Linked DNA regions of Mus musculus: region 2 is linked to region 1. A link is a loop called in an ENCODE intact Hi-C map of the cell type or tissue named here. Cell type or tissue: gastrocnemius. All regions are shown on one strand. Links, peaks and the distances in the headings refer to the core of each region. The heading gives the core; the rest is flanking DNA. Region 1 overlaps Ldah (lipid droplet associated hydrolase). Region 2 overlaps Ldah (lipid droplet associated hydrolase).

Region 1 (16,299 bases), core at 5,630-10,629:
TGCTTTGCTTTGCTTTGTGTTAATCTTGTATCCAGCCACTTTGCTGAAAGTGTTTATCAGCTGTAGGAGTTCTCTAGTGGAATTTTTAAAAGTCTTTTGTGTATATTCTATCATATCATCTACAATGATACTTTAACTTCTTCCTTTCAATTTATATTCCCCTGATCTCCTTTAATTGTCTTATTGTTCTATCTAAAAGTTCAAGTACTATATTGAAAAGATGTAGAAAGAGTGAACAACCTTGTCTTATTTCTCAATTTAGTGAAATTACTTTAGCTTTCTGTTCATTTAATTTGATGTTGACTATATGCTTGCTGTAAATCTGTAAATTGCCTTTATTATGTTTAGTTTTGTCCTTGGTATCCTTAATCTCTCCGGGGTGTTTATCATGAAGGGGTGTTGGATTTTGTCAAAGGCCTTTTCTTCATCTAATGAAATGATCATGTGGGGTTTTTTTTCTTTCACTTTGTTTGTATGGTGGATTACCTTGACAGATTTTCATGTATTGAATCATCTCTGCATCTTTGAGATGAAGCCTACTTGATCATGGTGATCTTTTTCATGTGATCTTGGACTCAGTTTGCAAGTATCTTATTGAGTATTTTTGCATCTATGTTCATAAGGGAAATTGGTCTGTTATTCTCTCTCTTTATGAGTCTTTATGTGGTGTGACTATCAGGATAACGGTGACCTCATAAAATGAATTGAGCAGTGTTCCTTTAGTTTCTATTTATTTGAATAATTTGAGAAGTATTGGTGTTAACTCTTCTTTGAAAGTCTAGTAGAATTCCTTGTTAAAACCATCTGAGATCTCTTCAGCCTTTTTTTTTTAAAGATTTATTTATTTATTATATGTAAGTACACTGTAGCTGTCTTCAGACACACCAGAAGAGGGAGTCAGATCTCGTTACAGATGGTTGTAAGCCACCATGTGGTTGCTGGGATTTGAACTCAGGACATTCGGAAGAGCCATCAGATGCTCTTACCTGCTGAACCATCTCACCAGCCCCTCTCCAGCCTTTTTATGTAGGCACTTTGTGCTATGTACTTCCTTTTAGCACCACTTTCATTTTTTACCGTAAGTTTGGCTCTGCTGTATATTCATTTTCATTGAGAGTGGGATATGTAAAAGATAAAGTCTCTGCTACCAGTGTGAGGGTCAGTGTATGATTTAAGGTGTAGTAGTGTTTCTTTTACAAAAGTGGATGGCCTTCAGATGTCCCTCAATAGAGGAATGGATACAGAAAATGTGGTACATTTACACAATGGAGTACTACTCAGCTATTAAAAACAATAGATTTATGAAATTCTTGGGCAAATGGATGTATCTGGAGGATATCATCCTGAGTGAGGTAACCCAATCACAAAAGAAGTCACTAGATATGCACTCACTGATACATGGATATTAGCCCAGAAACTTAGAATACCCAACATACAATTTGCTAAACAAAAGAAAATCAAGAAGGAAGACCAACGTGTGGATACTTCATTCCTCCTTAGAACAGGGAACAAAATACCCATGGAAGGAGTTACAGAGACAAAGTTTGGAGCTGAGATGAAAGGATGGGCCATCCAGAGACTACCCCACCTGGGGATCCAACCCATAATTAGCCACCAAACACAGACACTATTGCACATGACAGCAAGATTTTGCTGAAAGGACCCTGATATAGCTGTCTCTTGTGAGGCTATGCCAGTGTCTGGCAAATACAGAAGTGGATGCTCACAGTCATCTATAAGATGGAACACAGGGGCCCCAATGGAGGAGCTAGAGAAAGCACCCAAGGAGCTGAAGGGGTCTGCAACCATATAGGTGGAAAAACAATATGAACTAACCAGTGCCCCCAGAGCTCGTATCTCTAGCTGCATATGTAGCAGAAGATGGCCTAGTCGGCCATCATTGGGAGGAGAGGCCATTGGTCTTGCAAAGATTATATGCCCCAGTACAGGGGAACGCCAGGGCTAAGAAGTAGGAGTGGGTGGGTAGGGGAGCAGGGCAGGGGGGAGGGTATAGGGGACTTTTAGTATAGCATTTGAAATGTAAATGAAGAAAATATCAATAAAAAATTGAAAAAAAAAGTGGGTGGGCCTTGTATTTAGGGCATAGATGTTAAGAATTGAAATATCCTGGTGAATTTTTCCTTTGTTAATTATGTAGTGTCCTTCACCGTCTCTTTTGATGAGTTTTAGTTTGAAGTCTATTTTGTTAGATAATAAAATGGCTACACCAGCTTGCTTCTTAGGTCCATTTGCTTAGAATAAATTTTCCCTACCTTTTGCCCTAAGGTGATGTCTCTCCAGGATGTTGAAGTATGTTTCTTGGATGGAGAAGAAGGGTAGATTCTGTTTTGTAATCTGTTCGGTTAGCCTGTGATGTTTTATTAGAAAATCAAGGCTGTTGATATTAAGAAATATCAATAACCAGTGATTGTTAGTTTCTGTTATTTTGCTGCTGCTGGTGGTGGTGGTGGTGGTGGTGGTGGTGGTGGTGGTATAATATGTGTGTATGTGTTTGTATTTTCCTGGCATTCCTTAAGGGATTTATTAATTTCCTCTTGAAGGACCTCTATCAGATTCCACCATGTTGGACTATTCAGAATCTGCTCTGATAGGATAGTTGGGCTCTAGTAGAGACATACTGTCCTGGGTGTTATTGTGTTCTTACAGTGGCACCTAAGCATCTGGGTTTGGAGTGATTATAGGTCTAGGTGCTGATTTGTGGATTTGTCTTAGTTGGGTGGGTGTTTTGTTCCTTGGTTTGTTTCTTCTCTGTATTTGCAAAGAGTATAATTTAGACTGTGTTGTTTCCTGTTTTACTTGCCTTCTCAGCTGGTGTCTTCACAGGGAATGCCTGAGGGTGTTGGAGCTGTGATGCAGCAACTGGTGTGGGGGGTAGGGGGAGGTCAGGAGGGGATCCTCCTTGTGTGTCCATGGGATCCACAAGAGCCATGTGCAGTGGGGAAGGGAGCCTGCAGCTAGCAATCTGTTGCAGTGCTAGGGACAAGCCTGAGGGATTGGGTCTGGGGAACCAAGAGAGCAGAGAAGGTCTGCGGACAGGATCTATAGTTCACATTTTTGATATTATTTTTATATCAATTCTCTGCTTTCTTCTTACTCATATATTACATTTTTTCCTGTTATACAAATTTGTTACATATTCTTGTGCAATTCTTTTAGTAGTTGCTGGCTTTTTGTTGTTGTTTTTGGTTTTGTTTTGTTTTGTTTTAGCAGACAGGAAAAGCTTTGCTTTTCTAATTGTCATTGTGAAAGATTTTTGAAAGCGAGCTAGTCTGCTATTGCAAAATCAGATTTTAAACTTAAAAACAAACCTTGAATGACTGGTAACATTATTCAGTCGTAGAACACTTGCCTAGCATGTGCAAGGCCCTGAGTTCAATCCCCAGCATTGCTCTAATGAGAACCAACTGCCAGGCTCACCTCTGTTGTTTAGTACATGGAGATAGCCAGCATATTGGTGTTTGAAACAGAGCTTCTGCTATTTTTCATATTTTTTCACATACTGTCTTCCCATATGAAACACATTTTGTGTGTCTGCCATGAACCTTGAAAAAGTCAGTCTGTACATGTGCAGTCGCCAAGTATTTCACGACTGGGTTAAATAGTGGTACCCAGGAACCACATAAATCAATCTTCATTCAGAATCAGACACACAAAGTGTGTGTTCTGCTCTGTTTCAGAGGAAACAGTAAGTGGTGTGTGTTTGACAGTGTGCATAAAAATTAGCTTTTTTAGAAGCTTCTTAGCCACCAGATGTGTGCAGTAAGTACTACAAGTTATTATTAGATATACTTAATAATTGAACTCTTGAAGGTTGGGGAGCTCAGTGCAAGCCGAAGGACCTGAGTGTGGACCCCAAGTCCTCACTTAAAAGCTCTATTGAAACCTCAGCATAGGGAGAATGGGGAGGGACATATTGGTCCTGAGAGCTTGCTGACAGCCAGTCAGTTCATGTGAGACTGTATGGAAACATTGAGGTTCCAGAAAACAGTAAACCAAGATACCTAAAGTTGGCCTCTGTCTGCTGTACATATGCATAATGGGTAAAGACACACAGACCATTTAAAGGAAGGAAATCCAAAAACCTCCCCTGTGTCTTTTTTATGCTTAATGTGATTGAAGGCTCTCAGGACACCCTAAAAATCAAGCTTTTTAAAAAGTTATGCCTGTTCCTACATGATTGTAGGAATTCTGAGTAGCTAAAATATAAATATAAAAAATAAAACAGCAGGCAGCCGGATACTGAAGCCGAGTAAGGTGCACATACAACTCTACTTTGAATATTTGTGTTCATCAGTTCAGCTTTATTGTTCTCATTGGCTTTGTACAATGTAGCTTATATATCGGCATTATAAATAGTATAAATATAATGAAAATATTAGTTTAATCTAAGCTTCATACTGATCAAATGCTAGTTTTCTGTTTTACCTAATTTTTTATAAGATTAAATTGGATAAATTATGTTGCCACATAAAATTAAAAATTCAGAAATGATTAATACACATAAGCACTGCCCTTAGGAAAACAGGTTTGCCTAAGTTTCACAAATTGCAGTCACACTTGGTTTGGTCTTGGTTCTCATCCAGCCGGACTCTCGATGCTTATCAAGTTGATTTAATCCAAGCCTGCCTATAGGCTGTAGCTGAGGCTGACAGTGGAACTGCCACTCCTCAGAAACATAATTGTCATACAGTGCTTTGTGTCATTTGCAGAACTGAATTACCTCGTAGGTAAGATTTTCTTTCCTTCTTCGCTGCTTGGTGAGAATAAGACAAAGGAGGGCAGGGGAGGGAAGGCTGCCTGGGAACACGCGTGGGAACTGCACTCTCAGCCCTGCTTGGCTTGAGCTGACTTTAGAACTGCACTTGCAGGTTTCATTTTGCAGTTTTTAGAGACTGTGCTTGAATTTCTTATCTGCTTGAACTCTCATAAATCTCGAGGGAAATCAAACCCCCAAGGTGTCATTTACTTGTACTTAAGCAGTTAAGAGGCAGATATGTTTAATGGCGGTTCCAGGAGGCGGGCTGGATGAGAACCAAGTGTGATTAAAATTTGTGCAACTTACGAAAACCTGTTCGTTTCCCCACTGCTGAAATGTTGAAGTGTGGCCAGTGGCTTCGAGATCCAGGTCCAAAGTTAACATTTTGTGTAAAGCCTCATCTAATTTTGTTTCTGACGCATTGTAAATATCAGAAAACCTTCACAAACACAGTTCCTGTGCTATGGTAGTTCCTGAGACGAGGCTAGAGTGGCATTTACTGGTGAACTAAAATAAGTCTGTGTAAAAAGGTGACTGACGCTTAGTCAACACATTCGGTATCAGGAATGGTTTTCAGAAGAAAAACCAATTAAGACTTTTGATTAAACATGAAATTTTGAATATTTGTGTTCATTTCTTCTTCCTACCTAAATTCACAGAAATGATAGTAAAGTAACATAGACCTAAACAATGGAAATAAGGGACAGCAGATCCTAAGACTAGAGCAGTGAGATAGAAATGTAGGAGAAAGGAGAACTTAAAGGCAATTAGCAAGGCTGCCTCGATGGATACCGAAGAAACTGTAGCTTATCATTCTCAAATACCAGACATTGTACAATGGACTGTCTGTAGACCGCTTTATCACAGTTTGCTTAACTCCACGAATGACCGCTTGGGTTCCTTGGCACTTTGGCTATTGTAAACCACATTTTTATATCAGTCTTACAGAAATATTTTTGTAATTTTTGTTTGTTTTAGGATCAATTCTTCAAGCTGAGGCAAAGTGATTGTTTTTTATAGATATTGGCCCAAGCTGTCAGATGGCTTTCAGATGTGTGGAATTTTCCATTACACTGCATCCTAACTGGCATTGCATTTGCCTTGATTTAATTAAGATGGTTGGTCTGGGGAAAGACATTGAGTGTGTTTACACTAAGTTTTAAGCTTAGCTGACTACCTAACCAGTGTCCACTTGAGAAAATGACTGTTCACTGGGAAATGAGAATGCCTACTATACAAGGATGAAGGTCTGGGTTCAAATCCCCAGCACCCACATAAAAGTCAGGTGTGACCAGAGTGCCTGTGCTCTGAGCACAGAGTACATAAGGGGATAGAGACAGGAGGCTCTCTGGAGCTTCTTGACTGGCGAGCCTAGCCAAAGAAAGAGCTTCATGCTCCTTGACAGACTTTCTCAAGGAAATAAGGCAAAAAGGCTATACGGGCAAGCATTAGGTGTCCCCTTCTGACTTCTTCATGCAAGTATATATACACCAAACACATACCACCAAACACTTTTTTTAAAAGATGACAACAGGTAATATGAAGCAAGATACTGACAGGCTTCATGTGGGAAGCACAATTGAGCTGAGTCTAAGGTAGGAAAGATTGACAGAGGACACTACGGCATCTCGGGAGGGATATGTGAGTCCTAATTCAATCAGGAGACAGAAGCCACACGTTGTGTTATTCACAAATGGTGAGTGTAACACAAAGATCCATTAAGCTCCGGTAGGAGAAAAGCCACAACATTACTATGTAAAAGGGACTCTAAAGCGATTACCCTAGACCTGGAGAAAACTATGTAAAGAAGGATAGACTTGAAGTTCAGAGCTCATTGGTGGTATGCTTGCAGCCCTAGTACGTGACAGAGAGGTGTGCTGGTTTGCACAGGCCAAAGCTAGTGTCCAGTCACTGTGAACCAAGACTGGGAGGAGGGTGCACAGAGGGAGGCGGGACACTGCTGCAGGTCTGAGGCCCAGAGATGTGGTATGTGTAGGGGTCTCCTCATACAGGTGAATTGAGTCCCATAGGTAAGTTCAGAGGAAATTAGAGCACACATTAAGTGTCAGTGGAATTGGAAATTGAAGAGATCTCCCTCTGCAGCAACCTGGAGCAGTGTTTTCCACTCTGGGCATCCTTTACCTTTTGAAACTTTATTGTGGGGCCTCGATGCTTAGCAGCATCCTTGCCCTCCAGTCACTCCATTCCAGGAGTTCTTCTTAGTTCCACCAGTGGAAAAGCTCCAGAGATTGCTATGGATCTTTTGCTGACAAAGTTTCCTCCAGTTGGAAAGCAGCCGCAGTTGGGGGATTTCACAGCTAACAGCACAGGGGGAGAAGCACACGCTGGCAGAGCCTGCAAGGAAGCCACCATTGAAACTCTCCAATCTGCTCCTCCAAGAGCTCACCTTGGCCTCCCCTCACAAAAGAAAAGCATTTTAGAAGCCTGGGTCGGAGCTGTGAATGCCAGGATGAGAGTGGGGCTAGACCTGGGGGGTGGGAGGCAGTCAGTTGGTCATTGACAGCGGAAGGGAAAGCATTCCCGAAGTAACTGAGGGACAGAATTGTGAGCAGAGTGAAGGGACAGAAGAGCTGTGGCACTATGGGAAGGACAGGTTAGATTGAGGGGCAGGTTGGTGTGGAGGGCCTAGAACAGTGATTCCCAGTCTTCCACAGGGGCAGCATATCAGATATTTACATTACGATTCACAACAGGAGCAAAATGACAGTTATGAAGTAGCATCGAGATAATGTTATGGTTGGGGTCCCCACAGCGTGAGGTCGCAGCATTAGGAAGGTTGAGAGCCACTAGGTTAGAAGATAGAGTTTTGAAATGTTAAGACAGTGCCCTGCTGTCTGCAAGCGAGACAGAGATGGCCTCAGGGATAGCCTTGTCTGGCCTCAGTGGGAGAGGATGCACCTAGCCTCGTGGAAACTTGATGGGCCAGGGGTGGGGGTGGGGGGATGACCAGCTCAGAGAAGAGGGAGAGGGAGGGAGTGGGAGGGGTGACCAGGAGGGGGGCAGTGCCCAGGATGTAAAGTGAATAAGTAAAAATAATAATTTTTAAAAAGACTCAGTGCCCGCAGATGGAACAAAGAAGGCACTGGAGGGATTACATAGAGTTCAGGATCACCAGTTTGTCTGTATGAAGTTATCTAGAGAATTATTTATGCCTGCTGCCTCATGTCCTAGGCATTGTCTGCCTACCTCTTTCATAATTCAGTGACGTAGTGTTTCCGTGACACAAAACAGTGTGCTTACAGAAGTTTTAAAGAAGAAGATGACTAGACTGAGCTCAGTGGCCTTCCATCCTGGGAGAGCTGAGCCTTTCACCAACCTTGGCCAGGTGGAGGTAAAGGGCCTGTGTCAGGTGAGGCACCGGGCCATCAGAGACCTGCAGACTAGGGAGGTGGATGTCATCCAAGGGAACTGTCACTCCCAACTGGAGACAGAGAGGGGAGCATGCTGATCTGGCTCTGATTTCTGCTCCTTTCTGACCATGTGACTGCCTGTTTTGTGGGAATCCCCTTATTTGTCTTTCAGTCCTTTAATGTAGATAGCCGAATAGTCCTGTATCTTTGACACATGCCCTGTGGCATTTTCTTCTACGTGGTTTTTTAAGCTTCCCCCCTTTTTATTCTCCAATACTGTCTTTGGCTCATGGTTTTCTGTTTTACTGCCTTTTGTGGGGATGGGAGGTTTGAGAAAGGGTCTCCTGTAATCCACACTAGCCTCAAACCGTATGTAGCTGAGGAAGCTAACCTTGAACTCATGTCTTCGAGTGCTGAGACTGCAGCTGTGCAGCACCACACCTGCCAGCTGCTGGCTCTGTACTTTGTTTCTCACCCTTTCCACCTTTTATTTAGAGATGGCCTCAGAAGTCGAGGAACAAATCCCTGTGCGTGAGGAGTTCTTTCTCTGTGGTGGAGTTGAAACCAAGATCATAAAATGTGGGCCCTGGACTAACCTCTTTGAGAAACAAGACGTCAGCAAGCCAAAACAGCTTATCTTCATCATTCCCGGTAAGTCGAAAAGTCACAGGTTCTCAAAACCTCTGGTTCCAGAGTGACTGCCGGTAAACTGGAGAATCACAAATAAAATTACCACTACGAATGATGGTCACGGTTACTACTCTGGGTGTGTGTTTTTAGTTTTCTTTACATTTGTATCTTCTATATTAGTTATTGTATAGAGAAACCTTGTCTTATGGTTGGTACCACATACATAGTTTTGTAATTTGCCTTGTAAATGTTTTTTTTTTTTTAATATTTACAGCTTTATAGAAGCTAAAGCTTTAAATAACTTCTTTCCACCTTTTTAAAGATGCTTATGCCCTTAGGTGGAGTTGTTGTTCTCGGATTTTCATCTGGGTTGTCTATGACTTTGCTCTGTCACGGTCAGAGATGTCTGGTTGGTTGCAAGCATGAAGCTTTGGCCTTGTGTTCTTCCTGTCACCGTGGCAAGACCCCTTTGAGCTGTATTTTACCTTATTTTCCATATTTATGTGGCTGTACAGCTATTTTCATCATCATGAAACTGATCAAATTGTCTTTTCCTCTAAGATTATACAGACAGCCCTGCCCTTTTGCATGCTTTTTTTTGCTGATAATCTTTTGAGCTGGAAGCCCTGTGTTCTCTTTGCTTTCGAGTTGGGTGGTTCCTTAAGTTCCATTCATGGGATCAGTAAGGCTGTTGTTGCCCTCCTGGTCTTCAGGGATGTTTCTACATAAAACAGATTGTTCTGCAGCTGAGTCTGTCTGTGTCCTCTGCCTCCTTGCAGTTAGCTCAGTGTATTTCCCTGTTCATAGAATGCCTTCACATCTAGGCCTCGTCCTTGCTCGCTATTTTCTTATCCAAGGTACTTTTTTCAGTTTCTTCGTTTGCCTTCATAGTGTTATCTTATTGAGAGAAGAAAGAAACCTCATTAAACTGATCTTTAAAATTAGCTTTGTTCTGACAGATCCTCAGAAACACTTATGCTATATGCTCCTGGCATTAGTTCACACGTCCTTTTATTCTTGTGGTATATTGGGGTGGGCGGGGTCAGTACATGCTGCTAACGTGGAGGTTGGAAGACAACATGGAAGAATCAGTTCTTTCCTTTCACCACATGGGTCCCAGGACTCAAACGCAAGGTTTAAGTCAAACACTATCTTTTAAAACATGATAGTTTTATTAGTTCTTTGAGAATTTTATATAATGTGTTTTGATCATATTCTCCTCCCAGATCTCTCTCACCTCCCCATCCACTCCTAACTTCTTTCCCTCCCTTAATATCTAAGTCCAGTTTGTGCTGACCAGCGTGTGCTAGGTATTGGTCAACATTTCTCATTACTCTGTGTCAGGTTAGATCCCTTTCCTAGAGCTCACACTGCACTCTTGATATTCTCTCACTGTTGGTGAAGTGCTTCGGTTATTTCCTGAGACGTGCAGAGGAGCAATCTTGCAAATAGTGCAGCCTATCCAAGAGTTGTGTAAGGTTGGGGGTGTGGCATGGTGGTCTGAGTGTGTGTAACGTATGGAAGGAGAAAAAGACACTGTCTTGGACTCAGCATCTCTCTTTTTTTAAGATTTATTTATTATTATATGTAAGTTCACTATAGCTGTCTTCAGACACACCAGAAGAGGGCATCAGATTTCAAATTATGGATGGTTGTGAGCCACCATTCGGTTGCTGAGATTTGAACTCGGGACCTTTGGAAGAGCAGTCAGTGATCATAACTGCTGAGCCATCTCTCCAGCCCAAGATTCTTTTTGAAACTCGGTCTCATAGCATGTGATAAAATAAAAAATAGATGTACTCTACCAGCAGGGAGAGCTTGAAGTTATCAGCATATTGGGTGCTGCTCCATGTAGCAGAGGTTTGATGAAGATGGGGTACAGAAAATAATAGACTCACGATCATGGACTGGAAGCACAGTATCTTCCTGAAACTGGGAGGAGGGAAATTTGGCAACTGAAATGGACAAAATATGAAAGGATTTAAGAGGAAACTGAAATCATCCCTGCCCACCACATGGCTGTCTCCCATTAAGGGTTGAAGTTTCTTTCTGAGAGTGACTCTAGTGGAGAGTGGGGACAGTAGAATAGCCTATATACTGAATGAAAGGAATTAAATTAAAAAAATAAAAGTATATAAATTTTTCATCAGCTTCACAATGAAATGGCAGACATATTGGGAGTACAGCGTGAAAGGGCCCAAGATTCATGGGGAGTCCTCAGAGTTAGGGGTGCTTAGGCTGTTAGCCACTTCCAGCTAATGAAAGGACCTACGCTTCTAGTTCTTACAAGTAGTGCCTGCATGGGAATCAGCGCCTGAGGACACAGGTCCCTTTGCCCTGCCATTGACTTCTGATGCAGAAACGCTGGGGGTGTCACAGTCATGCGTAAAAGAGGAATTTGCTGCTTAAACTTAATGCAAATAAGTCCTTTTGGATTTGATAACTGTGATGAATTATGGGGCAGAGGTAGTGACTCAGCCCAGCTGGATTTCGCAATCACTTAACATGGGCATGACAAGAGGAGTGTCACTTAGGTATCCCGCTTCTCAGGGCATACATGAGTGGCTGAGAAGGGTTAGGATGGCATTGGCAAGTAAGTCCTAAGGTCTGTGAAGTAGCTGAGTGAGGTGCTGCCCACTGAATGCCCCACCTAGGGACTCGCTTCACTTACTGTCTCTTCTGTGTAGTCTGCAAAGACCAAAACAATCGCCTCTGCCACTGAGGTGTGTGAGGTGTTACAGAGTAGTGAGAGCTCTACTGAAAAGGTTCAAGGGGCAGAGAGCCCACAGGGAAGCTATGCTTCCTGTGTGCCGAGGAAGTAGAGGAAGCTGTTGCCAGGTGCACTGCAGATGGAGGGAAGTGGGACACATTCCTGGTCCCATGGTCTCTTTCCTCTGTGGCCTCAGTCATTTCTGTGAGATTCCAGAGACGCCTAGGCTTGTTGTGCTCCTTAGTTGGTGGCATTCCATTACCCTGTCTTTGGGAGCTCATCTACATGAACTGTCATGAAAGTTGGGGTGCGTGTTTACAGGGGAAGGCATCTGGAGTTCTGTGGCCTCTCCAGGTGTGCTATCTTCAGCAGCCTCCTTGTGTTGCACTGTGTGTTGCTCTCTAAACGCTGTCCATCCGTGGTTGTATAGAACCTTCATTTTCAGAAGGTTGCTAAGAACAAGGGTAAAGAGGTCAGACCTGCCCAGTCCTCCGAGATAGGCGCAGTGAAATATGAAGATGGTGGTAAGTGGACCCCAGCACCACACCAGCTGAGAGGAGAGAACCTTCCCTACACAGAGGTAGATAAATTTGGTGGAGAAATGGTCAGCGTGGTGGCACATGACTATGATCCCAGCACTTGACAGGCTGAGCCAAGAGGATTGCTTGGAGTTCGAGGACAGCCCTGGATTCATGGTAAATACCAGGCCAGGATGTTCTAGAGTGTGAGAAACCCTGACTTAAAGGTGAAAGAGAGGGTAAATACAAAGCCAAGTAGACATTAATGGAAAGAGACTAGTGTCACTATGTGTAAAGACTGTATATCGAGGGTAGGCATTCTGATTCAGTGTTTCATGGTCAGTATGTTTAAAATTGTACCTATATTATTACTAAATACACTCCTGACAAACTGTAAGTTCCAATTTTACTCCAAGATGAGTATGTGACTCATTCAGCTTATAAACATGATAAGTAAAATCTATTTGTAATGTTAAATGAATCCTGTCATCTACAGTCACCTCTGTTTAGTCATAATGTACATAATGTACTTTTTAAAACATCTTAATGGATCCAATTTGCTAGCCTTTAGATTCGAATTTTTCATGTGTATTCATTGGAATACTGACTTGTAGTTCTGTTTTTCTAGAAGTCACATCTGCTTTTGGTATGAGGGTGATATACACCTCACATAACGAGTTGATAACTATTTCTTCCTTGTGTGTTATCTTGAAGAATACCTATAAACTTGATAGTATTTTTCCCTTTCAAATATTTGACAGCATTTAAAGGTGAAGCCGTGTAGGTCTGGATTTGTTCATGAGATCTTTAATCTTTAAGCTTGACTTTCTTTAGTTCTTAGTGGGACCATTGAGATTATTGAAGTCTTCTTGAATAAGCTGTGGTGTTTTGTATCTTTATAGGAAGTTACCTATTTTATGTGTTATGTATATTACCAAAATCATAATGTTTTCTAATTATTCTTATAATAAAAAAATGATTGAAACCTAATCATGCCTTAACTCTTAACCACCCCTGTGTTTCTTCGACTAAAAGGCAGATTTCTTACTGTAGTCTCAAGATGCTGACTAGGTTGTCTCCCCCTCCACGCTGTGCAGCCAGGCTTTGGAATCCATGTGTGTTCCTTGGTAATGATGGTATTGACTGTAATAGGAAGAGCCAAGGTCTGGGGGACTTGTGTTGCTTTAGTAACTATGCTCTTTATTTCTTCACTGCCTTTGTCTTACCGTCTGGGCCTCAGAAAAGTCACTTCCTCAGACCTTGGGTTTGTTGTTTTTTAAGTCATACTAATACCTATCACAATATCCTATCTATACTAATACCTATCACAACATCCTATCTATACTAATACCTATCGCAACATCCTATCTATACTAATACCTATCGCAATATACGAATACCTATCAAAACACTTGTTTTGTTTGTAAGAGTTATGACACTCGTGTATCAGCTCACCCACTTAGTTATGTGTGTATATTCCCTCATACTGTATAAACCCCATGGAGCTCCTTGTATGCCTGTGTATGGCACAGTGACTTCCAAACAGCAAGTTCCCAATGCAAATGTAATGGTTAAAGTAATATGGAAGCTATACAGTGGGAATAGAGAAACTGAGCATATTGTAGTTGACATTTTACTTGATGATAATAAAATAGTATATTAAAGTAAGAAGAATTAATTAGGATCCTATAATCAATAAGAGGATGGGCTTGAATCTACGCTGCCATAAAGGCCGTTCTATAGTGTGCCATTACCTTGTGCTCAAAGTGTTTTTGCATAACCTGTCTTTAGAACTGTTGAATCTAAATCATTGCTTGTAATAATTCTAACAGCTTCTGTTTACTGATGGCTAGTTTCTATTGCTGTGATAAAACACTATGACCAGAAACAAATTGGGGAGGAAAGGGTTTATTTTATCTTATAGCTTTACCTTCCATCATTCAAGGAAATTAGGGCAGGAACTCAAAGCGGAAACTGATGCAGGGGCCATGGAGGAGAGCTGCTTACTGTCTTGCCTCCCTTTGCTTGATCAGCATGCTTTCTTATAGCACCCAGCCCAGGGATGCTACCACCCACAGTGAGCTGGTTACTCCCACATCAATCATCAATCAAGAACATTGCAGCCCAGGCTTGCCCACAGGCCAGTCTGATGGGAGTATTTTCTCAGCTGCAATTCCCTCTTCCCAGATGTCTTTACCTTGTCTCAAACATTGCACAACCTGTTTGTTCTCACTGCCCCATCAAATGAAGACTGAGTGAGTTAGAACGTGTAAACACTAACTTCAGGTACAATCTTCCTGTGCTCAGAGGGTTAGCAAGTGACGCCTCTAGCATATGTTGACTACGTGGCATAAAAATGTGATTTGAGGATAGAACACGCTCCTGGTAGGCCACAGTCAGTAAATTCTTTGTAAAGTAATATGTAAGCTAGGCAGCGGTGGTTCATGCCTTTAGTCCCAGCACTGGGGAAGCAGAGGCCAACAGATCTCTGTGAGTTCAAGGTCAGCCTGATCTACAGAGAGAGTTCCAGGACAATCATAGCTACACAGAAACCCTGTCTCGAAAAAACTAAGGAGGAGAAGAAAGAGGAGGAGGAGGAGGAGAAGAAATAATTAAATATAATTTCAATCAGAATCCCAAAAAGAATTTTTTAAGTGGAACTAAAGTTTGAGACCAGCCTAGAAAGTTTTAAATAAAGAGAAAGGATTTGCCCTGCCAGTTACTAAAATATGAGCATGTACACCTGTATGGTGTGTGTGTGTGTGTGTGTGTGTGTGTGTGTGTGTGTGTGTGTGTGTGTATGTATGTGTAAAGGTGTATAAGATGGAATGTTTTAGCAAAGGACTAAATGACAAAGTAAATAAATTGAATTATTTGATTCCAACACAAAAAGTTCCTGCAGAGGTTCAGTGTTGGATCAGAAGATGCTCCAGATTGGGAGGGGGGGGGGTGCGGACTTAACTTAATAATGATCTGAAATGCCATAGGTCTGATCTTGAAATGCCATAAAGACAGGATTAGTGGTTTGGGGCTTCAGCCAGGTGACAGTGGGAAGCCACATAAGGGTGACTTAACAGGATATTTCTGTGCTCTGATTTGTGGCTTGAAGATCTTTCTTGTGATACCTCAGTATAAATGTGAATGTTACTAGATTTGTAGAGAATGGTGTGAGAAAACTCTGAGCCACATTTTCTGGCCTGTACATCACCTTGCATAGGTCTACTGCTCTTTCAAATCCTGAGTCTTTCTTTCCCTAGGTAACCCAGGCTATTCCGCATTCTACGTGCCATTTGCAAAGGCCTTGTACACTTTGATGAAGAGCCGCTTCCCGGTATGGATAATCTCTCATGCTGGGTTTTCGGTGACTCCCAAAGACAAGAAGGTTCTTGCAGCACCACAGGGTATGTCCTTGTTAACAGCTTGTTAGCATTCACAGTTCACAAGCAAAAGCCTCTGCTGTGTCTTGAGACCCAGGGCCACATTTTTATAAGTTTGAGAAGGGAGAGCCGGTGCCGGTGCCGTGGTGGTATGCTAGATGGTTTGTTAGGGAGAGGATGGCACTGTAGCATTGCACATATTTGCATTTTACCAATAAGAATTCTCAGATGTTGACTTTCCTAAAGTGTTTAAGTAAGAGAATACATAATTTAAATTCCCTTCAAATGTTAAGCTTCTGCCAAGGGCTTTTCCCCTTGGTGGTTGGAGGGAGGTAAGGACTTCTGGCTTGCTTCGCTCCTGGTTCTTACAGAGCACTTCTTCTGAATTAAAGACACAGTAACATTTTACCTTTGTATTCTTTATGATTATATATTCTTGATTCTCTTTGAAATTAATATACAGACTTCAACACACAAAGTTGTACTTTACAAATGATCTCAGGTGATATTCAAGACTAGTTTTGATTAATTTATTTTTAATTGTACTCTGGCCACTCACCATCATATCAGATGTAATTATTTTCTATTTTAAAATGACTGGTTATGATTATGTATGTGAACTCGTCTGAATACTCTCTGAACATTAGTGTATTCAGGTAGATAAATAATACCAATTTATCTTGTTCATAACTTTACAGTTTATAGATGATCTCTTAGTTCCAGTGACTAATGCATGTTTTTTATTCATTTTTTTAAAGTAAATATTGTATTTTTCAAATTAAAATGATATGTACCTGTTAGGTAAAATTTGTACAATACAGAAGCTAAGTAAAATGTTTTAAATTGCTGCTTTATAATTTAAAATTGGAAAAGAATATTATAAATTATAATGCTTTAATTTAATTATGATCAAAAA
Region 2 (16,299 bases), core at 5,151-10,150, 71 kb after region 1:
ATGGCTGGTGTCCAGTAAAGTACTATGAAGACATGAAGAAAGATTTTCCAGAAGGCAATATTTACCTCTGTGAGAAAGGAATACCACATGCTTTTGTTCTCGATTTTAGCCAGGAGATGGCTACCATAGTTGCTGAGTGGATAAATAATAGACCGCCCAGAAAATAGGTACTGGCCCAGGCTGGAGAGATGGCTCAGTGGTTAAGAGTACTGACTGCTCTTCCAGAGGTCCTGAGTTCGATTCCCAGCAACCACATGGTGGCTCACAACCATCTGTAATGGGATCCGATGCCCTCTTCTGGTGTGTGTGAAGACAGCTACATTAACATTAAAAAAAATAATAATTCTTTAAAAAAAATAAGTACTGGCCCAAGGGGGGAAAAAGTCACCTACAGCCAATGAAAGTTCTAGGTGTGTTCTGCATAGGGGCAAATGTTTAATCGTAATGCTTAAAAGAAAACTAGAGACCTTCCTGGCTTACAGATTTCCAGCTCCCACACCCTGCGCTAAGACTAAAGTGAACCCGGCTGACAGCTCACTCCATGGGGGAGCAGTGAGCAAAGGATGCTAACGGTGCACTTGCCTAGTTGAGGGGAAATCACTTCTGACTTCATACGGGTCCTTGCTGAGACCATCGCCGTGATAGGCGTGATTCACCTGCAATAAACCAAACATCAAGTTGGCCTGACATTTATCAACTAACTAGACAGAGTTGCTGAAGGATCCTGACTTCATCCTGCCACAGGATAACCAACAGGCTCCTCCTGAGCCCTGAAAGGCCAGGTCCCTGCTGGCTCCTCTAGAGCAAGAAGGGAGGGCTGCAGTGTCCACATCAGATTTGCACGGGATTTCTCATCAGTGTGATTCAGCTAGTGACCTCCATGGACAGGATGCAGTGAGCCACCCATTCCATTCATGATGCCATTAACTGCCTTGGGACTCTTCCCTTCTGAAAATTTCCTAGGACATCATCTTTGGAAAGGTGTTTTAACTTGTTGAGTAAAGCATTAGTTCATTCTCCACTTGCCTAAACTTTATTGATTGGAAAGAAAGGATTTTGTGACTGTTCAGAGTTCTGAAAGCCATTAAATTTGTATTTCTTCATTCCCGAAAGCCTTGAAGTCCAGTAGAAAAGCATATTCCTGGCCGAGACGCGGAGGAGTGCTTCCTTCCTGACATACTGGACAGCTCTGCTACCTTAATTGACTCAGTCCTAAGATCTCAGAGGCCAATAAACCCAACTGTCTATATGACTTGAACAGTTGGAAGCATTCCATTGTCTTGTAGAGAAAAGCTCTCCTAGCAGTATCATTCGTTCCTCAAGGGCAGTTGAGACGCCCTTCCTCTCAAACCCCTAAGGCCCTGATGACGGATTTGGTTCTGGTGTGCTGCCTCTCAGGGGTGAGAGGAATAGGTTCTAATCACACTCGCTCACTCCGCTCATTCTGTATGGTTTCTACAGAGGAGCTCAGCCTCTCAGCGGGGATAAGCCAGGCTCCAGACAAGGAGCCTTAGTCTAGGAAGACAACACGAGGTCCTCCCTGGTGTCTGCACAAGGATGCCTCCTGCAGAGCTGATCTGCGAAGCCAGGCTTCAGGCTCTGAGTACCTTGCTTATAGAGCAGGCTTGGTCACTGGTGGGAATCAATGCATAAGAACAAGTCCTGGCAAGTCAGACCTATTGGAACAAAGGAATAGCATTTGTGGATGTCTCTTACAAATTATTTTACATCACTCTTTGTTTTCCAAATCCTGCTTAAAAGGCCCTGGTTCCTCATTCCTGTTCCTCGCCTCAACGTCAAATGATATTTTATAATAAATGTCTCCCCCGCAGTCACTACTGTGTGTGGTCTGATCTCTGTGCTGTTGTATACAAGATATTGTATAAGCAGTTTGCCTAGGCTGAACTCAGCTATTAAAGGTGCTTCTGTCACTGCACTTTTGGAAGAGGGAAGAATCAGGTTTTAGGACAGTGACTCCTTGAGAAATACACAGAGGATCTGGAAAGGTGGCTCAGTGGTTAAGAGTACTTACCCACTCTTCCAGAGGAAGGGACCCACACCCCAGTTCCCACGTGCCGCCTCACAACAGTCTGTAGCTCCTGTTTCAGAGGCTCACACCCTCTTCTGGCCTCCCCAGGCACCAGAAACATGCTTTGAGACCATCTCGGACGAAGAGAGGGCAAGAGACAAAAATATATGAGAAGTAGCTGTGGTCCGTTTCCCAGGAGCTTTCTCTAGTGTTCCAGTTAAGCACACGATGGTCCCTCTGCTCTTCACAGCGCTTACTATAAAACTGTCTGATGCTGGTGAAAAGCAGCAGAACCGTGATCCAGGCCCATGGTGGTTCCTAGTCTGTCTTGAGCCGTGAATGACGCTCCAGAGGCTCCTCGTGCGGGCTCATTTCTGGGGTCCTTTCACTATTGAATTCAGTCAACCACTCAACCCTTGGACATCCCTATACCTCGGTGCTTTGATTTTCCCTCAACCTTATGAAAGTTGTCACAATTCAGATTAAATAAGCATAAAGGGGCATGACAAGCTGATACCACCCCTGACTCTAGACTGGATGTTTTTATTATAAGATAAACTGGGGAATGGTTTGGACCTAAAGATGGCAGTGTTAATGTTCTGACTTCAGTGGCTGTACTGTGGAAGCCTAAGAGAATGCTTGTTTTATACCGAGAAGGCCAGAGCACACCTAGGGCCTGTGGTGCTTCCTGCCAATTTTCTCACAAATGTACCAGAGGGTGCTTTCCCAGGGATCTATCAGTATTTTGGAGCTTTGCAATACTTCAAGGATAGATAAAAACGGTTTTCAAAACAGAAAGCTTTCCGCTACACCTCTCTGTCATTGTTTTCTAGACAATAGATTTCTTCTAGGCAATAAAGGGCAAACTGAGTTTAAATCACAAATCTTTTGTTTATATCTTCACAACACTACGTAAGATTTCATCCCAGCCAGGCAGTGGTGGCATACATCTTTGATCCCAACTCTAGGGAGAAAGAGACCAGAGCCCAGATATCTATGAGTTCAAGGACAGCCTGGTCTACAGAGAAACCCTGTCTCCAAAAAGATGCCACCTCTCCCCGAGCCTCCTCACCACTCACCTTTGAAGCTGGGATGATACCAGCACTTACCTGGCTAGGGGTTTTTGTTGTTGTTTGTTGGTTTGCTTGAGGGGATCGAAGATGTTTTGTTTGTTATAAAACAATGAGTTCATGTGTGTGGCAGTCAGCAAAGTGTCTGGCCAGCCTGCTATCACAGCCCCTAAAGGGAGAAACTGGCAGCCTTCTTCAGTCTCACCAGTGAAGTAGAAGTACCCATGCTAGCTATCGCCCAGGCTGTAAGGATGCTTGTGGTCTCCAAGCTTCTGGACCTTGCTCCTGTTCAGATGTGACATGCTAACCTAGCTCAGCCTTCTGGCCTTGGGTCATGCAGCCTCCACACACACAGCCTAGGATTCTGTCAGAGTGGGCTTAGAAAAGACGCTAGAAACACAGCAATTCTCAGAACATGTGAGACGTCTCTGTTCCTGGTCCCCTCCTGGGCACAGAAGAGGATATACTTGGGGGGGGTGACTCCTATCTGTGCCCCATAGATGAAGGGGAGAGATCACCCTGGTCCAGGTAGGGAGCAGCTGGGATGCATTAGTAGGGACTCTGCCAGCTCCAGGTGACACAATGGCCATACACGGTGTTGCTATAGTTCTGTGAGTCGAGGCTTCCTGGGGAAGAGGGAGAAGGCCTTTACTCATAAAGAGCAGGCAGGACTTGGGTCAGTTTGGCATAGAGAGCAAGTTCAGGTACGTTATCCCCTGTGCTGTCCCGCACGCAGACTCCCAGTCCTCCGAGGCTCTGATTTGCCCAGTGTTCAAATAACCTGAGGTACAAAGTGCCCTGTGTCACTCTCATAGCTGGAAAGATGGCTCAGTGATGAAGCACTCTCTTGCAGGGGACCTGAGTTCAGTTCCCAGCACACCAATGGAGCTGCTCACAATGATCTACAGCTTCAGCTGCAGGGAGATCTTACACCTCTGGTCTCTGTGAGAACAGACATGTGCTACAGTCACATGCACATCCACACAGATACACAGAATTAAAATAAACTTTTAAAAAATTAGTTTATAGCTAGCAGGTGACTGGAGCCAAGATCCTAGTTTAGGCCAGGGCTCTAAAGACATGGCTTTGTCCCCTTCTTTCTACTACACCGTGCTGCCTCCTAGAGGCCACAGTGGGCAAGCTTTCGAGAGCAGAAGGACTGGAAAGGGAGTCACAGAAAGGGCAAGAGAGCCCCTCCCCCTGCCCGCCCCTAGGCAAAAGTGAAAGGAGGTGGTAGGTCATACATGAGGCTTGTAAAAGACTGAAAACTGTAACACTCCAAACAGGCAAGAGCTCCATCAGGCAATATTTTGGGAGGAGAAAAACCCACACACTGGTGTCTATCACAGATACACTCTGCCAAGCCTTCTTGACACCTGGTTCTCTGGGCCTAACACAGAAACTCTTCTGCAGACATGCTTGCTCTTAAGCCTTGAGAATCCCTGCTTCAAGTCTCAATCATGCCCATCCTGAGACTTGGCCCAAAAACACTAACTGCTTCTACCTCCTGAGTGTCCATTTAACTCCCTCTTGCCAGTCCATCCTGAAAGACTGGTCATGACTCTTGGATCTCTTAGCATCACGACTGCAGGAGCAGGAGCCTGCTTCTCCTGGCCCCTACTATCATCCCTCCGCCTTGTTCTTCAAATGAGTGTTCTAGAAGGTAGACTGGAGTTACAGTCATCACTTAGCAGAGAACAGGGCCTGCCACTGACATTCAGTATAAATTTGGTTATCTAAAGTTAGTGTACATCTTTTCCAGACCTAGCAAGAAAGCTCTCACAGAATACAGGTTCTCAGCCGGACAGACTGTCAGGAAGTCACATTTGAGGAGGTCTGCATCCTCAAACTAGGGATGTCGATGAAAGCATCGGACAGAGCCATGTGTGCACTTCCAGAGCGAGTAAATTCAAAGACAACCTTTCACTTCTGAGCGAGAACTGCAAAGCAAGGCCACTAACCCTTGTGGCCCGTCTCATCTGATACGACTACCATGGTTGTTTCTCTTCTTCTGTAATTAGAAAACCTTTGCGGCTTAGGCATTGGCAGCTACTAAATATGTGGCTTATTAGTTGCTGAGCATGAACCCTGCAGAGTGCCCCAAATGGGAATTACAGCAACAATACCCAGGACAATGGCCGAGCCGAGTAGATCGCTCTCATTTTGTATTGCATTCCTCAAACATTCTGGTGAAGGGTTTGTTCTGACCTCCCCACAGCAGGCTGGATTTCTTTTCCTGGGTATGTCTATGGGAAAATCCCTCTTCTCTGGGATGGGAATGTGACCCCTGACTGGGCGTCCATTAGAGCCACAGGGTGTGGGTGCACCTGCAAGGTCTCCCCCCCCCCCCCCCCCACAGAGGGACTAGATTCCCACCTCTGCAAATCCACCCAGCTCAAGCTCCGAAGAACATCTGGGCTTCCTCCTACCAGCCATCACGGTACACCTGCATGTGATTAGGACTCAGCAGACACCCACAGCCCCACCGAAGTCAGCACTGGTGACATATCCCAGCGGACAAGCCTCTCCCCAGATCGCTGATCCTTCTGACCAGATGAGGACATGTTCCAGGGATACATGAGCCCTGTGCATCTGTGACCACAGAGTCCCCGTTCCCGGGGGACAGCAGTGAGGACACCTTCACCCCTGCTCGGAAATGAGTGCCACCAGGGGCAGACTGTGCACAGCAGAGCCAGGGAGGGGGCAGAAGTCGAACTTGGCTTTCTCAGTGTCGGCCACTGGAGAGGCTTTTAGACCTGTTCACAACAGTGTTTGGGAAGTTGGATACAATTTCAAATCCCCTGACTTTCTCCCCACAAGTGCCCCTTCTCTTGTGAATATGTGAGCCCCTGCATAGCAAGCTGGAGTAGGTCATATAGACAATGAAAAACTGAAATTTTAGCCTAGGAATGTGATGAACAAGACTTTACACCTTTCCATTGGAAGGGTCTTAGGACACATTTATTATACCTGCCACAGTATTTAGTTGAGAAGATATATATTCTCTCAATAAAAGAAAAATGTGTTTGATAATGAAATTAAGAGCACAGAGAGAGTCTGTCTGTCTTTAACACAAGGAAACATGACCACAGAGACCATCAACGAACTACAGAAACATTGGGTCCAAACTGGGTAGGTATTGCTGTTGCTAACAAAAAGGTGGGTCACCATATCCAGGACCCCATATCCTCAAAGGTCATATTGGTCACGAGTGAGTCCTTCATGAGGGCCAGGTCTATCAGCTGTCACCCCTACTCCTCTCCATGATCAAAACCAGAGGGCAAATGAAGTAGCCTGCTGCAAATGTAGGAAGAAGTCGGGCAAAAGAGCCAAGAGAGCACACTACACACTACAGACTGTTGGGGAAAGGAGCTGGAGCAGCTAAGGAGGTGTGTGGAGGACCAAGCAGGCTGGCTCGTCACGTTTTCTCTCAGACTTGGTCCTCTGAAATATGTGCTCGGTCTCAAAGAGGAAGCCAATCAACTGGCCTTTATGCCTTGAGACTTCCTTCAGAGGCTAGGCCATGCAGCCTCCAGAGCGAGAGGACCCATGCTTTCTGTAATGAGATAGATCCTCAGCAGCCTGGAGTATCCAAAAGCCAAAGGTTTATCCCTTCCAACTGTTTCTGAATAACTGTTCACTCATAAGCTTCCGTGCTTGTCATTTCCTGAAGAGAAAAGCCCTCTTCTCCCTGGAACCCAGGACTACTCGGTGAACCTCGTGGAGTTCGGGGCTATGCATAGGGACCTGAGCAGTTTCACAGTGATGGCCCTGTGCTTAGGGATCCTGGCCATGGATATATATACCTCATTGAGACCCTCTTGCTTGAGAGCACCATGGTCAACACAGACTAGCAGGGCCAGGCCTACCATGTATCTACCCATTTTGATCCAATCATTTTGACGCACAAGTCCCTGGCTGCTGCTCTCCAAAGACTAAGTAGGCTAAACAGCACTGGTCCAGACCTCCATCTCCAAGCACCAGTCAGAAGCAGTTTTATGAGTAAAAGATTTAATTGACTTATCTGTACAAAATATTAGAGTGGTGAATAATGAGCATACAAGCTGTTTAACAAATATAGACTGCTATGTAATGGTTAAGAAAAATAGTTGGCTGTTTTACAGGTCATTTACATTTCAATATGTACAACCTACTTAAATTTGAGAATACATATACACATGGATTCGTGCCTGCCCTCCCAGGGTTGGTTCTCTGCTAGCTAGTCTGGTCACAACAGCATTGTGCAGTGTCATCGGGTACTGCCCAAGCGGCCAGGCTGGGCAGCAGGCAGATGCTCGACTGTAGCCTGCAAGCTCCCAAGCTCTGCTCTGGCCAAATCCGAGCTGGAAGATTGCCAACCAGGAGATTTCAGGTTTTAAAACCTCTCCGTCCCAGTGCCTGCTCCACTGTCTGAGGAACAGTAGGTGTCATTGCAAAATGAAAGCTACTTCCCCTGAAACTAATTAATTCTGTCTTTAGCCGCTGAGGGAACAGCTGTGGAATTGAGCCTTGGTGGCATTACCATCGCCATTTCCATAAAATAACAGTATCAGAATCAGATTAAATTTACTTTTTAAGCTGCGGGCCACTCACCGTGTGCCGCATTCCACTGCCCACCTACTTACACAGCATCACGCCATGCGCAGGCTCAGCACCAACCTTCTCAGTGGAAGGACTGGAAGGATCTGCTCCTTTGTACAGAAGGCAAGATGAACAATCCCAAAGTTTTCAGAAGAGCTTACCTCGTCTGCTGAAAGAGCAAGTCACAGACAGTGTGTTAAACCCTATTTTTGTTTTTATTACATTTATAGTTCGGAGAAAAACAAACAAACAAAAAAACTTCCAGCTAAAAGACCTAATTGTGACTCTTTATCAAAGAACACAAAACGTAAAAGCTCTTTGTTCTACCATAGAATGTGAAATGCAAAAATCAAATTACCCCAAGGGTGCTCTATTTAGTCTGTGATTGATCAGAGGTGGAGCATGCCGGAGAAACTGCTCTCTGGAGTCTCCGTCCCCAGCTTGGAACGCTAGCCTGCTGCCCAGCCAGGAATCCCAGCGTTGCATGCTCAGCCTTCTCACTGAACTGGATCATCGTTTCTAAACAGAGGTGCAGATTAGTGGACTCTGTATGGACAGGCTGGCTCCAAAAGTGAGGCTCATTCCTCAAGGCGTCCACAATCCTCAAAGCAGATGGCTGCTGCACCACCACCGCAGCCCCCACCCCTGGGAGGAATCACAGACCTCACTCCTGTCTCAGGGAAAGCCACTCACCCACCCCTATCACTGCCTTGCAGACTTGATCCACTGAGAAGCCAGGCAAGGGCTTTCTGCCGCCCTCGTGGGTTGTCTGAGGCTATCAGGAGGGTCTGGAAGTTCTGACTGTCTAAGTAGAGACAGGTTATATGCAATTGCTGAGAGCAAGTATTTTTCAGGCATGGGGCCATATGTGCCCCCCCCCAAGGGAGTTGAGATTGTGTGCTTTAGAGGGCTCAGTTCACATTAGCTTCTAACTCAGCAGGACTTCTACAGCACCTTTACCACAACTCTTGTTTGGTCCACATTTGCACATGCCAAACAGCCAGACATAATTCTAGATACTGACAGCCGAGAGTCTGAGGGCCCTAGATGCAGAGCATGGCATGTCATCCCATCTCTAGACAGTGGAACTGGGGGTGTTAGATGCCAGTGCTGGTCATATGGAGCAGTACCTGGCTACAAGAAGACAACTCCATGCCCACCTCCTGCCTGGCCACATCTCCAGCCACCACCATTCAAATAATAGCAAAACAACTAGCAAAAGCAAAATAGCTGGCCTTCTTCTGGAGGTCTGTAGCACTGTACCTACGGGGCCTGGGTTTGGCTTAAGTCTCTTCTGATTTCCTTAGGCAGTTTATTTATGTAGCCATTGAAAGGGATGAGACATTCGGGACTACAGAGCCTCTCTTTCCATTCCCTCTGAAAGCAGAGTTCCCCTCTGGAAGGGAGTTCACCTGATGAGCAAAATGTGCCTCTCACACCTTCATACCAAACACAGAAACGGGTCTCAGGAAGTGTGTGGCTGCCAAAGCCCTCTTACCATTGAAAGGGATGCACAGGAAAGAAACCAGTCCTGAGTTTGCCTCACAGGTGCTGGACGAGACCTGCAAGCTCAACACCAAGCAGTAGAAATGGACCGTTGCCCGTTGAATAGATTTGCTGCTAAGAGATACACTGGCCAACAATAGCGAGAGAGTTTTGAAGTTCAGACTGGTCAGCAGTGACCTCGCGCCTTCCACCGGCCGTGCTGACTTACACTCTGTTGTAATGGTCGCCACTGCTGCCAGGAGCACCCTCCCCAGCTCTGCCTGGCTCAAAGTCTACAGCCAAGTTGTAAGCTGTCTACAAGCACAGCACAGATGGGGCCCAGTTAAGCTGGATGTGTGCACACCAGAAACAGAGCATCCCCCAGTCTCTGGATGGTTCTCAGAGCTCACAGCCACTGATGAGAGAGCAACTGCCAGTCTCAAGGCAGCCTGAAAATTGGACCTCTTAAGAATGGGGTTCCATTACCACTACCCCACTTGCGGTACCTCTTTGTGCTTTCCTCAGCGCTGGCACAAAGGGGGCGGGGGGGAGGAACTTAGCTTCAGCCTAAATCTACGAAGGGATCTGCTACAAAAGTCAAAGCTGGGGGGGGGGGGGGGATCTTGAACTCTTCCCATTTAGTGCTTCTTAACGCTTAACTCGGCCACCATTTTCCAGGTCATATAAAAGAAGATGAGGTCATCTGACTCCAATTCCTGCCACCAAATCACTGTGCTGGTAAGCTTCAGCCAGATGTTAGATCCGTGGCATAGAGAGGAGGCCCTGGGAGGGCAGCCTACCTGCACCCTGGGCTCCTTTACTTTACCTACAGCACCTGAGCTGCCAATAGAGCATAACTTTCACTTTCTTCGCTGTCACCAGAGAGAACTCACAGCAGCCCTTCCCCCAAATTCAGTCACCTGGCAGGCTCAGCCTGGATGTGACTGAATCTGAACACAAGCACGTGGAGCCAGGGTAACCACACTCTCCAAAACAAAACAGCTCCTGGCTGGTGGCGAGCCAAACCCCAGGCCCCAGATCCTGGCCTCTCCTGCACCTGCCTCAGCCTGGGTAGAAAACTGAAGCAACATTTGAGACGCTCCACCATAGGCTGGCATTTAGATAAGATGGTAGGCACACACAAGCCCACACTCACAGAACTCTGGCGCTGTGGCTGTGGCTAGGATTATTTGCCTTGCCTTGCCTTGGAACATCTGAACAGCTTTCTAGGAAGAATCTAGGAACCTTGAGACTAGAGCAGTTGTCATTTAAGGGATCTAGGTAGGGAGATGACTGCCCATGACTAGTTTCCTCAGGTGTCTTTCAAGAGATGCACTGTAATCCTGATACCTGCGTGGCCTCCTACAAGGTGGGCCCAGGCTACGCTATGAAGAGAGCTGAGTCCTTCATGTACAGAAGCCTTGGCTCTAAGACTAACCAGAGACATCAGCTGAGCACCCTGTGGAGATCTAGTGATGTCTCACCTACTCCTCAGATTTTGTAACAACTTTTCCATCTTCTCCACATCCTCTCTTCCCTTTCCACCCCTGACACTTTTAAAAGGGAAGTAGAGGCCCACTGCTCCCTGGCAGAAAGCTACATTCAGATGCCCATCCTCCCAGCTCATCAGCTGAGGCCCCTGATGCTCAGTCCCTTGGAAAGGTCCCTACCTCCCTGTACCTGGCTCCCAAGAGGACACTCTCTGGAGAACCATCCAGGCCTATGACAGTGTGTTCTCTACTTTCCACTGCCTTTTCAGGGCAGACTCAAAGGAGGAGCTAGCCTCTTGGGACATCAGATGCTCTTGGAAAGGATGTGCCTGGACATGGTACTTTAAGAAGGAATGCAGTCTATGACTGCATTTGTGTTGGCCTTGAAAGGGAGGATCTGGTGAGATGAGAACCTGTAGAGTTAGCATCCAGTATATACCCAGGCTCTCCTCGGGACTCACATCCAGCTTCTGTCCCTGCTGACACCATGATGGTTGTCAGGAAAGATCAGCATGGGACAGAGAGATCCACTGGCCTTTGGTAGCACTATCACACAATGCACAAGCTACTTACCCCATACCATCTGAACATGAAATGCCAGGAAAGTGGGCCAAGGCCAAGCATGAACACTACAGCACAGCACAGCTCCAGACACTCTTCCTCACAATAAGATTAAGTAGCCGACCACCCGCTCTGCTTGGTCCAGACCAACTGCTTGGTAACCCCAAATCCCACAAGACCAGAGTCTAGGAATCCTGAAAATGCCTTCCTGCTAATGGAGGGGGCTACCTTAATCCATAAATTATGGCTTCAAGCAGCAAACCAGACCAGTTTGGTGTCTGGCAGGACTGAGAGTCCAGCTGGCCTCCCCTACTTCCTTAGCAGGCCTGTCAGCCTCCCTCACTTCAAGCAGTGGTTCAGGTTCCCAGCAACGTGGAGAATTCTGTTTACTTCGGAAGGGAGGCTTTGGTGACCTCAGGCTGGGCAGGAGGGGACACCCTAACTGACATGGTCTGTGCTGACTACAGCATCCAGACAGGGATTCCAGGATGCAGCTGAGTTTGTCCTGGTCACCCGCCCCTCTTAAAGCCTAGATGACAAAGCAGATGTTGAAGAGTGTTCCCAACTGTGCAGGCAGCAGCCTTTCTCCGCCTCTTGGCAAGCTAGTTTAACCACATCCCATCTGCCCCACATGCGGTTGGCCCTTTTGTGGTCATAAAATACATCCTCTAGAGAATGGCTACAGGAGACAGAACCAGAAGAAGAGCCCTGTTTCTAGTTCCACAAAGGATCCACGAAGGATCAAGGGAACCCTGGGAGAAGTTCTGATCATTCAGCAAACACCTGAGGCCTCAGAGGCACGACATGAACACTACAACCCAGTGCACAATGTTGACCATTCTAGTGACAGTACCCTTCTGTGGGTGCAGCCTCAACGCAGGGAATTCCCACTCTCAAAACATCACTTTCTTGTTAGAAAGAGGTCATCAAGTTTAAAGGGGGTGGGCCATGCATATATCCCTACTGTGCAACAACCAGGCTGAATTGAGTTAGTTTCCCCCCAAAATTGTTTGGCCTAGTCACAAAAATAAAAAAGTATTAAAATGTTTGCTTCTATACCAAAGTAGTAAACACCCTAAATTTTCCTCAAATAATCCTCAAATTTTCCTAAATAATCGTCAACTGTAATTTTCATTGATTTTTCTAAACTTTCTAATACAGCTTTTAGCTTTACGACCACTTTATTCTCCATTGTGACATAACAGCCACTATTACATCATCTAAAACAGAAAAGGGAGGTTTCCCTGGTAGAATCCAGAAGTCTGGATGCACATTTCTGCCCAGGCACAGCCCACCCCACCCCCCCAAAATGATGAAATTATATCAAGAGTAGCCACTTTGTGATTTAAAAGAAAAAATGATAAAATAATTGCATTTTCTGGTTACAGAGATCCCCAGTCATATAAGTTCACATTCTAAAAGGAGAGAAGTCTTCATTTTAAGAATAAATTATACATGGATTATTTTCCCCTTGGGAGGAAACTTTACAAAATGAAAAGGACTCAGATGAGACTTAAATAAATTAGCTGAATCTAAATGTCCATCCTTCCTTCTCTCAGGAGTATCCACTAAGAACTAAACGACCTGTAAAGGTCATGGGCCTTGGCATTCAGGACGAGTGCAGAGTTAACTCCTCCCCTAAAGCCCGAAGTGGAAAACCTAGGGTGCTGTCAAAGTGGTCCTCTGACTCTCAACAGGTGCAGCCCAGCTTGTTTCTGTTTCCCTGGCCACTGACAGGGGGCCCCAAAGGATGAACTGGCACCAAGAAATCAAAGGGCTCTGCAGAACAAAAATTCTGGAGATGGGAGACAGGCTTGCCACCTTCTCATTCCACAGTGTAGGAGTGGAACCCTGCTTCCTCCAGCCCTGCAGGTCCAGGCTGTGTGTTTAGGTCTGACAAAGGTGTTGGTGTGGCTTCACTCCCCCTTGCTGCCAAAAAAAATAGCAAGGAACACAGTGAAAGACACACACAGGCTACCACAGATTTGACAGCAAAGCATAAACACTCTTTGCCTTTTGGAGGGGGCTGTGCCGACCTGGCAAATGGGTTTGAATTCTGGGCTGATGCTGGTGGCCCCAGGACACTGAATCCCTGACAGCCCCTTAGGAAATCCTCTTGGCACCTTCTAGACACTCCTAAACCTGGCAGACCCTATCCTGTTCCTCACCTGACTCCTCCATTTCACACTCACCCTCGGGAGAAAACTATTCTTTCTACTTTCCAGATCATTCCTAATTGGAATGAATTTTTAAGTCTGTGTGTGTTGGCATTTTGCAACACAACACATTCTTTTGGATAAAGCTTCGTTTTCAAAACTGAGCCAGTACCACATCAGACTTGTTTAGGAACCGGGTGCTCCCTCCCAAGCCCCAGTGGCTCCTTACTTTTGAAGGTTCCCAATGCCCACTCCAGAGAATCTGGGTATCCCAGCCCTGCAGTGCACTCCATATCCAACGTCAGGAATCCAGCCACACCGCCTCCAACTAAAAGGAGAATCCAATGCTAACCCATTTCTACTTGGATTTAGTGCCAATTACTGCAACATAAACACAGATGCCCTTCCCTCTCCCGAAAAGGACAGAGGTTTGTATCAATGGTAGCAAATAAGCAAGGCTTTTAGCGCCTGCCGTCCACGGTAAACATGTGCGTGAGTGAAGGAGTGTGTAAATGTGAGTGTTAACTGTGTGCTCTCCTCTGTGCTGGCAGAGGCCATAGTCCGCCGTCCCTCGGGCCTGATGACACCTGCTCTTGAGCTAGGGTCCTGGGCGGCCAGACCCTCCCCAGACCGCATGCTACCTGCAGCCGCAGGCCTCCACCACCATGTCTTCGTACTGCTTGTAGACCACGTTGTTGGCGGCATCGATGTAGAGAATGCTGATGGGACTGAGCCTTGCGGGCACGCAGCAGGAGGCTGGCGCAGCGTCGGGCGCCATGGAGTTGAGCAGCGTCTGAATGATGGCGTGGTTGGTAGGCTCCAGGTGCGAGCGCAGAGGAAAGTCGCAAACGCCCTCGCAGTGGTATGCCTCGTAGTCTAATGGCGCGATGATCCAGTCGTCCCAGCCCAGCTCCTTAAAGTCCACGTGCAGTGACTTGCGACTGCAGCGGCTCCGGCCTCTGCGCCCGTGGCCCCTGCCTGCGCCGCCGCCGCCGCCGCCGCCGCCGCCGCCGCCGCCGCCACCGCCACCGCCGCCACCACCGCTTCCCTGCGCTCCCCGAGTCCCAGCCAGCGCAGTCCGCCGCCGCCTGCGACCGCCCAGGTTGGCTTTGCGTGACCCAGCGCCTGGTCCTGGATCCGGTGGCGGCTCTGCAGCGGCCCGGAGAGCACGGGCCTGGGCTCGGATCTCCCGGAACAGACTCTCTTTCCTTTGCGTACGGGAGGAGATCACCAACAGCGCGCGCTCCTCGGCCGCAGTGCCGCCGCCGTCGCCACCGCCCGGCCAGCCGAAGCCCAGTCGTCTCAGGGCCAGCGGGCTGCTCTCCGAGGCCGTCACCGCGCGCAGCACCAGGCAGAACTTGCGGGAGGCTCGCGGCCAGCGGCGGTGGCTCTGCACCGCGTCCGTCACGTCGAACGCTTCCCAGCGCGCGCCGCCCAGGGGCTCGGCGGCCCGGGAGTGCAGCAGGTGAGCTGTGCCAGCCTCGTCCGGGCACGTGGACAGCAGCAGCCGCGGAAGGAGGGTCGCACTGTCCCTGTCTGGTTCCGGAGACCTCCGGCGCAGCACGCGCAGCTCCGCATTCACCACCTCATCGGCTTCGGAGAGGCTGGATACGTCGAACAGGAAGCTCTGGCCTGGCTCGGCCGCCGCCGTTTCGTCTGCGAGGAAGGACAGAAACAGAAAGAACAGTGTGAGGGTAAAGCCAGGACACGCAGCAATGGGGAGGGCAGCTTGGCTTCGTTTGGCTTGGCTACCCCAGACACATAAAGCGACCCAGAAAGGACCATAAGAGCGAGCAAGCGTCCCCGCATCTGCGTTCCCGCAGGAATGATGTCAATCCCTCGGATAAAGGGATTCTTTCTTGTCGCCTACACCTGAAGCTTTGGTTCTTCGACCACCGTGACAGACAGATACACACACCTAATAGCTAGACTGCGGGACCCAAGAGCTCACCACCGCATCTCTGGACCAAAAACTTAACCATTAGTTCTGCTGCCTGCACTGGCATCTTTCTTTTGCCGAAAGGTAGGTCAATTTTCTGAGCAGGGGTGTCCTGAAGGGGGCCAAACAGAAAGCGCTCACACACTTTCCCAATAACTTGCTTTATGTGACAATTGTCCCTTACTGCTGAGCCGAGCGCCCCAGAGAGCTGCAAGCACTCCTGGATGTGCGGAAAACGAAAACTTCTCATTCCCTAAAAGCACTTTTCCCTTTGGTTCCTTTTCTTCTCCCAACCCAGCCTAGACACCTTCACTGACCACGGTTTCCCGTGCAAATTGGGCCCTTGAAAATTGTCCAGAAACGGAACGCATAAGCATCGCGACACCCTCTGCTTCAGCCCACCCTGCCCGTTCAGCCAGGATAGCGACGACGTCAACCCCGCTCTTGGCTCCTTCTGGTGCCCCCGCGGCTACCAAGGGGAATGGAAAAGACAGCGAGACGCAGAGAACCTTCACGGAGAGATTAGAGGAGGCGATGTTTCTGCGGTGCAGACTTGCTCATTCTTTTGCTCCGGTGTGATTTATTTCGGGCTTGGGGTTTTATTTCTGGTCATGGGTCCTTTTTCTTTTGGGGTGGACTCAGACAAAAAAAAAATGTTTAAATTCCACCAAAGAGCAGATAAGGCGTTGCCTTTGAAGGGGGTCATATGGTTTCGTTTTGCCCCATCGGAGAGACCATGCAAACTCCCCCCACCTTTGGGGATTTGTTCTCAACCATGGAGCCAGGCCCTGGTGTTCTAAGTCTACAGTCTGGGTGTACTGTTCTGCCTCCACAGCTCTGTTCTAAACTGAAGCTGGTGGGAGCAAGCTAGACAGAGGCCCTGGGCCATATTCCCCGTCCCTGCTTTTCCTCTCAAAGACCCTTCTCTGCAGCCTCCGCCTCACCCCGCTTCCTCGGCCTTGCTACCTCCCCAGGGAGGGAGGGAGAA

Evidence for each region. Hi-C counts contacts between places; a loop is a spot of excess contacts. Peaks named below come from ENCODE experiments on the same cell type or tissue, not always from the same donor. Only the 100,000 strongest peaks of a DNase experiment are listed, where the experiment ranks them.
Region 2: it touches region 1 in a loop (2.3-fold over the local background); 8 of 42 quality-filtered maps call a loop at or near these places.

The regions. Positions count from the first base shown.
Region 1 is chr12:8,211,957-8,228,255 of GRCm38, forward strand. Ldah (lipid droplet associated hydrolase) reads left to right here. Exons shown (of 7, transcript NM_001364261.1): 2 at 8,644-8,799; 3 at 15,264-15,407. The coding sequence starts at 8,646. Among named protein-coding and RNA genes, the nearest start is that of Gm33037, 12 kb to the left of the region's middle. In gastrocnemius, for the core only: no CTCF peak of the experiment used is centred there; a DNase peak (open chromatin) is centred at 8,176.
Region 2 is chr12:8,283,925-8,300,223 of GRCm38, forward strand. Ldah (lipid droplet associated hydrolase) reads left to right here. Exons shown (of 7, transcript NM_001364261.1): 7 at 1-1,835. The coding sequence ends at 167. Gdf7 (growth differentiation factor 7) reads right to left here. Exons shown (of 2, transcript NM_001312876.1): 2 at 13,994-15,028. The coding sequence ends at 14,010. Among named protein-coding and RNA genes, the nearest start is that of Gdf7, 9.9 kb to the right of the region's middle. In gastrocnemius, for the core only: no CTCF peak of the experiment used is centred there; DNase peaks (open chromatin) are centred at 7,423 and 8,479; H3K4me3 peaks cover 621 bases.